Regions from separate parts of the Homo sapiens genome. Here regions 1 and 2 are each linked to region 3. Evidence: chromatin contacts called from ENCODE Hi-C or POLR2A ChIA-PET data. All regions are on one chromosome and are shown on one strand. Each heading gives the region's core, a stretch centred on a gene start or an enhancer-like site at or near the end of the contact. The rest is flanking DNA. Distances are from core to core; before and after follow the strand shown. Region 1 holds the start of EPS8 (EGFR pathway substrate 8, signaling adaptor). Region 2 overlaps PTPRO (protein tyrosine phosphatase receptor type O). Region 3 has its middle 110 kb from the start of ATF7IP.

Region 1 (3,149 bases), core at 582-3,081, 1.5 Mb before region 3:
GAAAGGTGGAAGATACGGTTTAATTTAGTTGATGTGAAATAGACTTGGGTGTTCTGTTTGAATCTAGGTAGTGTGTGCTTGCATCAAAGGGGTGGCTGATCAGCAGCTGGAGAACTGGAACTCAGTTCTTGGCCCACTGTATTTGAATATTGTATTCTCAGTGCACAATTTAGAGAGGAGAATGAAAATCAAAACACATTCAAAGCAAGGTGAATAGTGTGATTATGGCAGCTCACTGCTATTTGAAAAACACTTAAAAGAGAATTTTTGAAGAAATGTATTAGATCTGTTGGTTACTTAATAGTTGCCCCTACTATTTCAAGGCTTGCAGTGTCTATAAAGAATGAGATTCATATTGTGTTGTTCCTAGGGGCAGAACCAAGACCAGTAGTATCAGGGAAGTTGATTTGATGTTCATAAATGATACAGGCTATAGTGTTAAGCAGACCTGGTTGTTAATTCTGGCGTCAGCATTGGCTTTGGCAAAAAGAAGGAAACTTCTGGGTTTCATTTTCCTAATGTGTTTAATAGGTATAATAAGGCCCATCTCATTTTAAGGACTAGGAATAATGTGTGTAAGTTGCTCAGTTCCTGGCATAGGTAAATATTCAACAAATAATCATGGTTATATGTAATGATAAAAATAGAAATTTACAACATTGGAAATGTTCAAGTGGATAGTGGTCTGGTGGAAATATTGGAGAGAGTATTCCCACTTAAAATAGGGGACTGGACTTAGCCGTTATATCGATTCCAACTTTTAGAATGGTTTGAATGTCCACCTTGGCATGTTACGTCGTTTCTCCCTGACTGTGCTTTTATTTGCTTCACAAAGCAAGCAAGTCCAATCTCTTTTAACCAAGTTTAATTTATAGGCTTTCGTGGACTTCTGGAAGTCAACTGACTTCGAAGTTAGGACAGCATGGGGGGATTGGGGGAGTAGCTATGACAATGAGGAGTTTTAAGAGTGAGAAAACACAATGTCTATGAGAACATGGACTTCTCTTTTAGAGGCTCCATGAGCTACTCAGAGAGGAGGTTATGAGGGTTGGTTAAGGTACGAGAGGCACAAAGTGAAAGAAGCCTCCACTACTTCAAACCACATCAGGGCTTTTGGCAAGAGCTACATGAAAAATAGGCTCACAGGCAGCCTGGCGAGGCGGGTCTGGGCTTGCAGGCTGGCGCTAAGGACCGGCAGTTGGGAGACTCTCAGGGACCCGATGGAGGGCCTTGGGCACCACCAGTTTACCGCATGGGTTGGAGAGACAAAAAAAGAGGAGAGCGACAAAAGGGGGAAAATAGGTCCGATGATCAGAGGAGGAAGACGAAGGCTGGCTGGTCATTAGATGCGTCTTGTTTGCCGCCAAAGGGCAGGGGTTACGAGCTGTGCAGCCAGACTGGGTGTTGCAACCCGAGCGCTCCCTCCGCCCGGGGCGTCCATCCTCGCCGGGGGCGAAGCTCTCCACACGCTCTTTGCCCCTTCCTGCGCCTCCTGGCTGCTAGTCAGTCCTGTTAGGGCACTTCTGGAAACCTGCTGTCGACTCGCTGCCTTGGTCCGACTTTGATCGCGGCCTTGATAACTTGGCGCAGCGCCCCGTCTCCTTTCCTCCGGTCCCTCTCCCGCCCACCCGGCCTCACCGGCCACTTCGCCTCAAGCGCTGGAGTCGACCAGAACTCTGCGGCTCGGCTGCCGGCAAGACCCGGATAGCGGATTTCGCTCCTGGCTGCGGGGCGCGCACTCGCCCGCCCGCCCGCTCGCTCGTTCCTCGCGCGGGCACTGGGCATGCGCGGCGCGCGGTTGGCACTGGCTGCGAGCGGGCGGGCGGCTCCAGACTTCACAGGCAGCAGCTAGCGAGGCGGTCTCGCCCGGCGCGAGGCCGGCGCTGTGCTCGCCTCGGAGATCGCTGCTCTTTAGCTGGGTGCAGAAGGCGGCTCCGCGGCTCGCGGACGACTGGCTGGGCGCGAATCAGATTGGGGGGCTTTCTCCCGGTCCCCTCCCACCTCGTCTGGGCTCGCGGCGTCTCCGGGGAAAGCCGTGGCCCCGAGGGCGGATCCGAGGTAAGAGCCCCTTGGCGAAAGGCGCCGGTCCCGGGGTCCGGCGGCTTTGACTTTCTCGATTTTAAAAATCCGCCTTTGTGTGCTGGAATCGGAGCGGTGCCAGGAGCCGCGTCCGCCTCCCTTCACTTTGACTGCTTTCAACTGGTGTTGGCAGCCAGGTGCGGTAGGGCGCTGCGGCCGGAGGCGTCCGCTCGCCGGGTCCGGGCAAGCTGTGGGGCCCGTGCAGACCCGCGCCCAGGGCTCCGGGAGGCTGGGCAGGGAGGGTTCGCCGTGGCCCAGTGATATTCATGGTAACCTGAGCTTCCGCAGATACACCTGCGCTCATCTGGTCCGTGGGGCGACTGCAGACCGAGTATCCCGATCTCGGCTTATTACGTTAGACTTGGGATTTGTGCGCTGCTCTGCCAACCCGCCTCAAATGGGGAGGGGTTCTTTTCAAAATGACCCTTTAGGGCAGGGTCCCACCCCCGTTTACCCCCTCGAATTAACATAGCTAATTGTTTCGGAATCGTTGTCAATGCCTAATGGCTGTTGACTTTCTTAGCTTGCTCCACTTTACTCACCATTTTACTTTTGGGAAGACAGACGGCCTTTCTCCGGTTGTGGTCAGTTCATGCATTTGAAAGGGGTTTCCCCACCCATGTACTCCCTGCCCTCTCCGATGTTCTCACTCTTACTTTCCTTCCTAGGACTACCTGTTTGCAAAATCTTTGCACCGACCGTTCTCCGGCAGTGTTTCTCAAATCCTCCTCCTCCCATAGGGCCCGTAGTACTGTTGGAATCTCGCGGGGGGCAGGACGCCGTGGTTAGGATTTGAAATCCGCAGACATCTAGAGCGGTGAAGGATTAGGAATTAGAATCCTCCTTTACAAAATATGTTTCAGTGAAATGTGTTACTGCTTCTCTTTTCAAGGTTTCTTGCCTTAGATAGTAAGGGGAATAGGTAAAAGAGCTAATATGTTAGGATGAGTTCAGGTAAAACTTGATTTCAGATGTGTGAAGAGTGTGACTTTTTGGCTTTGTCATTTTTGGGAAATAGGAGAGTTAGGATTCCGGGCAATCTTCTTTATATTGAAAAAGCCCCTCAAAGT
Region 2 (2,971 bases), core at 104-2,603, 1.3 Mb before region 3:
GAATGGGGGAATAAATGGAGAACTAATAAAGAGACGGTGGAATGTTGTTTTCTTAATTAAAGACTAAAATAACATTTTCTGACATTTTTCTCTGGGGATGTGAATGTGTGCTGTCAGTGTGGACATGTACCTTGTATAATTCTACTATGGCGTTGTTTTTATTCCATCTTGAACTAATTTTTAAGCTATCTGAAGAACTGGACCTATTACCTGCTTGCTCTTCATCATTACTAGTCTATAAGCTCAAACACAGGAAATGCTAATGCATGCTTTAGTTAGTTACATTTGTTTAGGAGATAATTAAGGTAATGATTTTCACCCAACCAAGTAAGATAACTTACCTAAGTTAGCTAAGGCTAACAGTATCTATTGAAGCACTTTGTGATTGTATTCTTATTGTTGTCTATAAATAGTAAATACAGAAACATGATTGACTGTACAAGTGATGTTACAGCAAACTTTTTTGCAAGTAATTTTCAGAGGTCTTTACATAATTTTGATAGAAGCACCCAACTTTTCAGAAAATAAACAGTCTATAGTAAATAACCAGTTGTAATCTTAGTACTTTAATGTGTCCAAATATTTATTTATATTTAAAATTATGAATGTTTGGATATCTCCACTTCCTGAAAGCTTTTAGCAGGACGAAGCAGTACTTTGTGCTTTCACAGCACTTTGCAAACGGAGAGTTTCTCACATTGTGTGATTGTTAGTTGCAGGTACACACCTTGCTACACTCACTATAGCTTCCCCCCAGGGCTGAGCATAGTTAATGAAACACCTAGTGGGTGGTCAATAAATGCTTATTCAGTTGAACTGAAACAAAATAATCTCTGCCATGTTACCCTCTGAATTTCACCTAATGATTCCTTTAACAATTGAATACTAGACTTGGGCTTGTGATGTTCTGATTGAAAAGATGGGACTTGTGGATGAAGAGAAAATAATGCAGGTCAAGAAATGTAGGAACACGTCCACGAAGGCAAGTGGTGTTTGTGGTTTTCAGGTAGTTTTAATTTCTTCCCACTTCTAAGTGAAAACAATCCATTCAATGGTTCTTGTTCTATTTTTTCTCCCTCATCCTCTTTGTCTTCCACACTTGAGATTTAGAGGGAAAAATCAGTCCAGTTTTTACTTTGCCTCTCCCTGATCCCCTCAAAAAACACTATCATGTTGGACATAGCTGTATCTTATAGGCATTTGGGAACCTAAAGGAATATTTATTGATCATGTTTTTTATTCAGCCCCGTGATGGTAATTTAGTTAGTTTTAGGAGTTCCACATTTACTTCCTGTAGTAAGAGCCAATTACTTCAGTGCTTTCGGAAAGCAGAATGTCAGCGGAGATGACTAACAGCTCTGGTAAAGTCAGGAGGCTGCCAACACATTTTGTGATCAGGAGTGAACAAAAAAATACTTTCCTATCCAAACAGGCTTTAAAAGAAACTAGGAAGTAACAAATGTATGTAAGAGGGTAACACTGAATAAATTCAGTGCTGAAATATTAAGCTGCTACTACTCGGCAGCTGCGTAGAAACTTGATTCATGGAGGAGAGACACATTTTTTTTCTTTCAATCTCATTCATTATTGAATGAACTTTCAATATAACGTATAATTCCACTACATGTTTTGTATGACATATTATCATATACTTATTGGCATAAGTAATCATGATTTGTATACAATTTTCATTGTTCTATTTAGATCTTGCTGATTCCAAGGAGTTTCTGTATCCTAAGGCTGTGGAACATGACAGGATTGAATTATGAAACTCCACAGCAACACTGATAAAATGTTCCTACATTTTCAATTGCTGTGCTAATTCCGAGACTAAAACCAGGGGAAAATTCACGCAAATTAAGGCTTTGCTAGCAATTTTAACTTAAGCACATTCTGGAAAGAGCCAATATGTGCACATGTTACAGTGACGATTTTGTGTGACATGTAGGGTTCGCCTTTTCATTGCAAAAGATTTTCCAAATCAATAAATAACCCCCATCAGACATACCTACAGCATATATGCATAGAGGATTGTGCACTTTTAGTTTTTTCTCTTTCACTTATATTAGGTAAGGTTCAAAATCCTAATGACTTCAAAAAGTTAAGATACATTCTGCATAAATTAGCCATGGTTATGACAGTCTTGGAAAGCCATCCATACTGCAATTCATTCCGAAAAAGCAATAGCAAGGACATGAGATTTATAATAGTTAAAACAAGACAAAACAAAACTCTAAAAGTCTCCAATTTTGTAAGTGCTGCTTACTCTTTGATGAGCTAAGCAGAAACCATCCCCAAACCTTAAAAAGGACTTTAGTATATTATATCATTCTTCAAATAGAATGTGCAATCATCAGGAGTAAAGCTGAGCATTTTCAACTAAATGCCACTTCTTGCTTAAAATGCCAACTGCCTAGGATTGAGAACAAGCAGATAAATACCTGAGTACAGCATGAGGGTCATTATGGCAGTAAAAAAAAAAAAAAAGATTTAACACTGAATCTAGATATAGCTAGTTCAACTTAGATGATTTCTTTCAATAGGAAACATACTCTTAAGTTCTGAAAGTCAGAAATCCTTGCAGAACACAATCCTGAGACCAACCTAACTGGGTACTGGTGCTCCACACTGATTCTGCTACCACCCCAGGAAGAGATTCGAGCAACACTATGAGAGAGAGAAAGAGTTTTTTGATTTCCACACAAACCACTAGTGGCATCAGATGGGTTTTAGAAAATCAACAGGAACATATATTTCCAAGAAACCGACAGTTTAGAAAGGAAGTTGGACAGTGTGTTAGGCAGTGTGCGTCTGGGGAGATGGCTCTTGTTATTTGCAGCTGTTGTTCACAGGGTAGGTGAAATATGAAGACAAACACATCATTAGGAGGATTAAAAATGACTCTTTAGCCAATGAAAGCAGGGGAAAATAACCACAAGTTATTAGATGAAGCAAACAGGGAATTGGAGTG
Region 3 (3,326 bases), core at 527-3,026:
CGGTGTGTATGTTATAATTTAAGATAGGAAACACTTGGTACTGCCTGGTTTATAGTGAGTTCTCAGTATTATGGTTATTACTGTTTTTTAAAATTTATTTATTTATTTATTTTTTGAGACAGAGTTTCACTCTGTCGCCCAGGATGGAGTGCAGTGGTGGCATCTCGGCTCACTGCAACCTCTGCCTCCCTGGTTCAAGCAATTCCCCTGCCTCAGCCTCCCGAGTAGCTGCGATTACAGGCGCACACCACGACGCCCAGCTAGTTTTTGTGTGTTTTTTTTTAGTAGAGACGGGGTTTCACCATTTTGGCCAGACTGGTCTCAAACTCCTGACCTCAGGCAGTCTGCCCCCCTCGGCCTCCCAAAGTGCTGGGATTACAGGCGTGAGCCACCACACCCAGCGGTTATTACTGTTATCCTCTCCAGCCTACTGCATCTTCATGTGGGGCAATTCATTGTTCCCTACCAAAAAAGAAACAAATCCTAAAGAAAGAAAAGACCTATCAGAATCCCCAGCAGTCCAGATCTAATAGTTAATGAAATGGACGTAGAAGAGCTTCATGAGTTACTTATTTGTGTAATAAACATTAAATAGAAAATGTCAGCAACATGTTTCGTGTGTTTGATTTTCGCACATTAATAATGTAGAGTGGATTGTGTTCCAATTTTCCATCTATGTATCCATGGTAAAAGGAATAAAATAGCATTTTCACATCTTTCAGCTGATCTTCTTCCTTTTCCCTTCCCCAGTCTCTTAGGAATATTTCTGAAACCTACAGCCCTGCTTATAATTGAGCCTGTGCATGGGAGAGTCGTAAGCTCCATGCCCTGCCCCCCAGCTCGCACCAGGGCTGACTTCAGTCAGAGAAGCCCTGGGTCTGGAGGCATTTAGTGCCTCTGGAAGATTCTAAACATCTTTGGACACTTAGGGGAGAGGGAATTTACACACACACACAGTGTCCCACCAGGCCGACCTGGACTTTGTGTACAACTCCTAGGAATTTTTGGTGGGGAAGGGCTGTACTGGTTCGGGAAGGTTCTGAGCCAAACTTGGCCACAGGCAGTGCACAGCCTCCACAGCTGCAGACCACAGTTCAGTCTACTAGACAGTGTTAGAGGAGCCATTTCAGGGTGGGACTGATCAGATCTTAGGAGGTTCTGGCACTTGGGGGAGGGGAGCGGAGGACAGGATTATCATTCCATTGTTACCTAATACTGCTGTGTCTCTTAGTTGAGAAAGGCATGTACGGCTTGTATGTATTTCTGGACGCAGATGAAAAGAGAATGTTGACAGTATTGGGTATGGGTACTGCCATTTCATGCATAGGGCTGAAGGAGGTCCGATAATGACTTGTACAAGTGCCACTTGTATGTGGGGCGCTCCCACAACGCCTATGTTCAGTGTATTTTGAGGTTGTGCAATACAGCAAAGCTGTTGGAAAGGTGGTGTGAACTGCAGGGTGTGAAGTGCTGTTCCCTCTCCTTCAGACCCTCTCGCACATTCCCCCCCCCACCACCAGGCACACACATGAAACTACAGGAGACACATAATCCTCCCCTCCCCCAACATTGCAGACAGCTTTCTCTGAAAACTGATACCCTGAGGCCCTTTTTCCCTTACCAGCCACAATTAGGAGCAGCAAGACAGAAAATGCGGACTGGATTATGGCACAGAGACAGTGCTGTGTGATTTCTCTTTCTGGAAGAGGCCACTGTCCACGCTCCAGGCCTTATATTTCATCTGACTTTGCCACTACTGGCAGCAGCTTTAGGCTCCAGCGAGTCCAGGCCAAATCCAGTTCTTTCTGCGAAGTCCATGCTGGATTTTCTCTTTCACCCTAGTGAAGTCTCTGCCGAGGCTGTTGTTCTCAATCCAGCTCAGAAACTGGCTCAAACCGCCCTGAACTGGATTTGGTGGCTGTTGAGACACAGTTTCTGCCTCTTTGTTAGGGCGGATCCGGCCTCATTCGCGCTTCAGTTTCCCTCCCTCCTGTTTTCCCAGAGTCATCTACAGCCATTCCCCTCCCCCGGCCTCTCCAGTTTGGCATTTTTTTTTTACCCTTCCCTGGGCCAAGACCCCATAAAGCAGATTAAATTCTTTAATAAAAAAGTGGATTTAGATTGTAAACCTTCTGCTTTTATTACATTAAGTTCTGCTTTCCTCAAAGTTGTTATCTAACCAGTTGACATGGTGCCCTTAAAATCTTGGCTCGCATCCTAACCTAGAAATAACTTTAATTTTCACTCTGGATGGGAATAACTTTAAATTTCCCATCAAAGACTGAAGGGCTTTGGTGCAGTACATTGTTCATTTCCGTTTTGTAACCATATTTAAATTAAAACAATTTATTCATTTCTTTGCTGATAAATGACATAGTATGTGTAGAATTTTTAAAACAGTCACCTATACTGGCTTGTCTATTGCAACTGTGCAATTCCTAGAGGAAGAACTAAAGAACTGGGATGTTTTTGGTTTTCGAACCTGTAATTGTAACCCTGAATCCGATTCTATGAATTGTACAGTGACGAAGGCTGTTGGGGGAACACGTGGGGACCATTCCTGACAGAATACCGGTGGACACAAAACTGGGAATGTGACGAAATAAGGAGGATAGGACACGCCTGGGTTTTTGCAAGTTCCCTTTATAGAAAATTTAAACATTTCTTATGTTTTGGAACTAGATAGAGGTGACGGTTCCATAACACTGTGAATGAGGTAGATGCCACTTAATTGCACACTTTAGAAGGGCTAGTTTTATGTTATGTGGATTTTGCTTCAATAAAAAAGGGGCTTTGTTTTAAGAATTTCTCATTTTCTTTTTGTGTTTTTTGAAAATTCAGAGAAGAGACAGATAATAACCCTAATCTGGGTGTGGCTTCGTTGCGTGCTTCACGACTCTCTGGTCTCCCTCTGCTGGCCAAACTGCGCAACATGTCACCATGTCCCAAGGCCTCTTGAGAATGTCTCAATTTTATGTCGAAGCACAAATGCAAGGCTACGTTACTAAGAATCACTCTCCAAACCTGGTTTCATGTGCATTTTACGTGTGCAATATACTGAAAGAAGAATCAGATGTTTTGTTTCTATGATGTTACATAGGATTAATTATATATTAACGATTTAAAATTTGCCCCTAAGTCTCAAAACAGAGACAAAACCGTTGTCATTTCCCCTGGGCTTAAAACCAGAGTGAAATTGCTCATTTAAGTGTTTAGTTTCAGTAGAGCATAAAGCCCTGGAAAAAAAACAATTACAACAGTAGATATGGAAAAGCTATTTTTGTACACAGGAGGGGAGGGGTTGGCTTTGTCTAGTGAGTCAGTAC

What was found. A loop is a pair of places that touch in the nucleus more often than their neighbours do. ChIA-PET counts read pairs that join two places held with the same protein, here RNA polymerase II (POLR2A). Pooled maps may share reads with other maps.
Region 1: a map of natural killer cell shows a loop between it and region 3 (10-fold over the local background). The contact joins the promoter of EPS8 here to the enhancer-like site in region 3. A Hi-C loop is called at or near these places in 5 of 168 maps with a recorded cell type or tissue (CD4-positive, alpha-beta memory T cell, CD8-positive, alpha-beta T cell, endothelial cell of umbilical vein and 2 more) and 15 of 50 pooled maps. POLR2A ChIA-PET finds 5 or more read pairs at or near these places in 1 of 52 experiments (HepG2).
Region 2: a map of naive thymus-derived CD4-positive, alpha-beta T cell shows a loop between it and region 3 (2.9-fold over the local background). The contact joins two enhancer-like sites. A Hi-C loop is called at or near these places in 2 of 168 maps with a recorded cell type or tissue (both naive thymus-derived CD4-positive, alpha-beta T cell) and 8 of 50 pooled maps. POLR2A ChIA-PET finds 5 or more read pairs at or near these places in 1 of 52 experiments (T-cell).

Annotation. Positions count from the first base shown.
Region 1 is chr12:15,788,070-15,791,218 of GRCh38, reverse strand. It overlaps EPS8 (EGFR pathway substrate 8, signaling adaptor), which reads left to right and starts at 1,831. Exons shown (of 21, transcript NM_004447.6): 1 at 1,831-2,058. RefSeq lists silencers at 1,624-1,973, 2,234-2,353, 2,684-2,763.
Region 2 is chr12:15,562,258-15,565,228 of GRCh38, reverse strand. The region is part of intron 17 of PTPRO (protein tyrosine phosphatase receptor type O); the gene reads right to left. Among named protein-coding and RNA genes, the nearest start is that of EPS8, 230 kb to the left of the region's middle. Within about 2 kb of position 1,353, at least 7 of the 41 ENCODE cell types and tissues checked have a DNase peak (open chromatin) inside an H3K27ac peak, as active enhancers do.
Region 3 is chr12:14,256,306-14,259,631 of GRCh38, reverse strand. No RefSeq gene overlaps it. Among named protein-coding and RNA genes, the nearest start is that of ATF7IP, 110 kb to the left of the region's middle. RefSeq lists a cis regulatory region at 1,233-2,162. Within about 2 kb of position 1,776, at least 40 of the 41 ENCODE cell types and tissues checked have a DNase peak (open chromatin) inside an H3K27ac peak, as active enhancers do; they include CD8-positive, alpha-beta T cell, endothelial cell of umbilical vein and natural killer cell, where a contact is called at or near this core.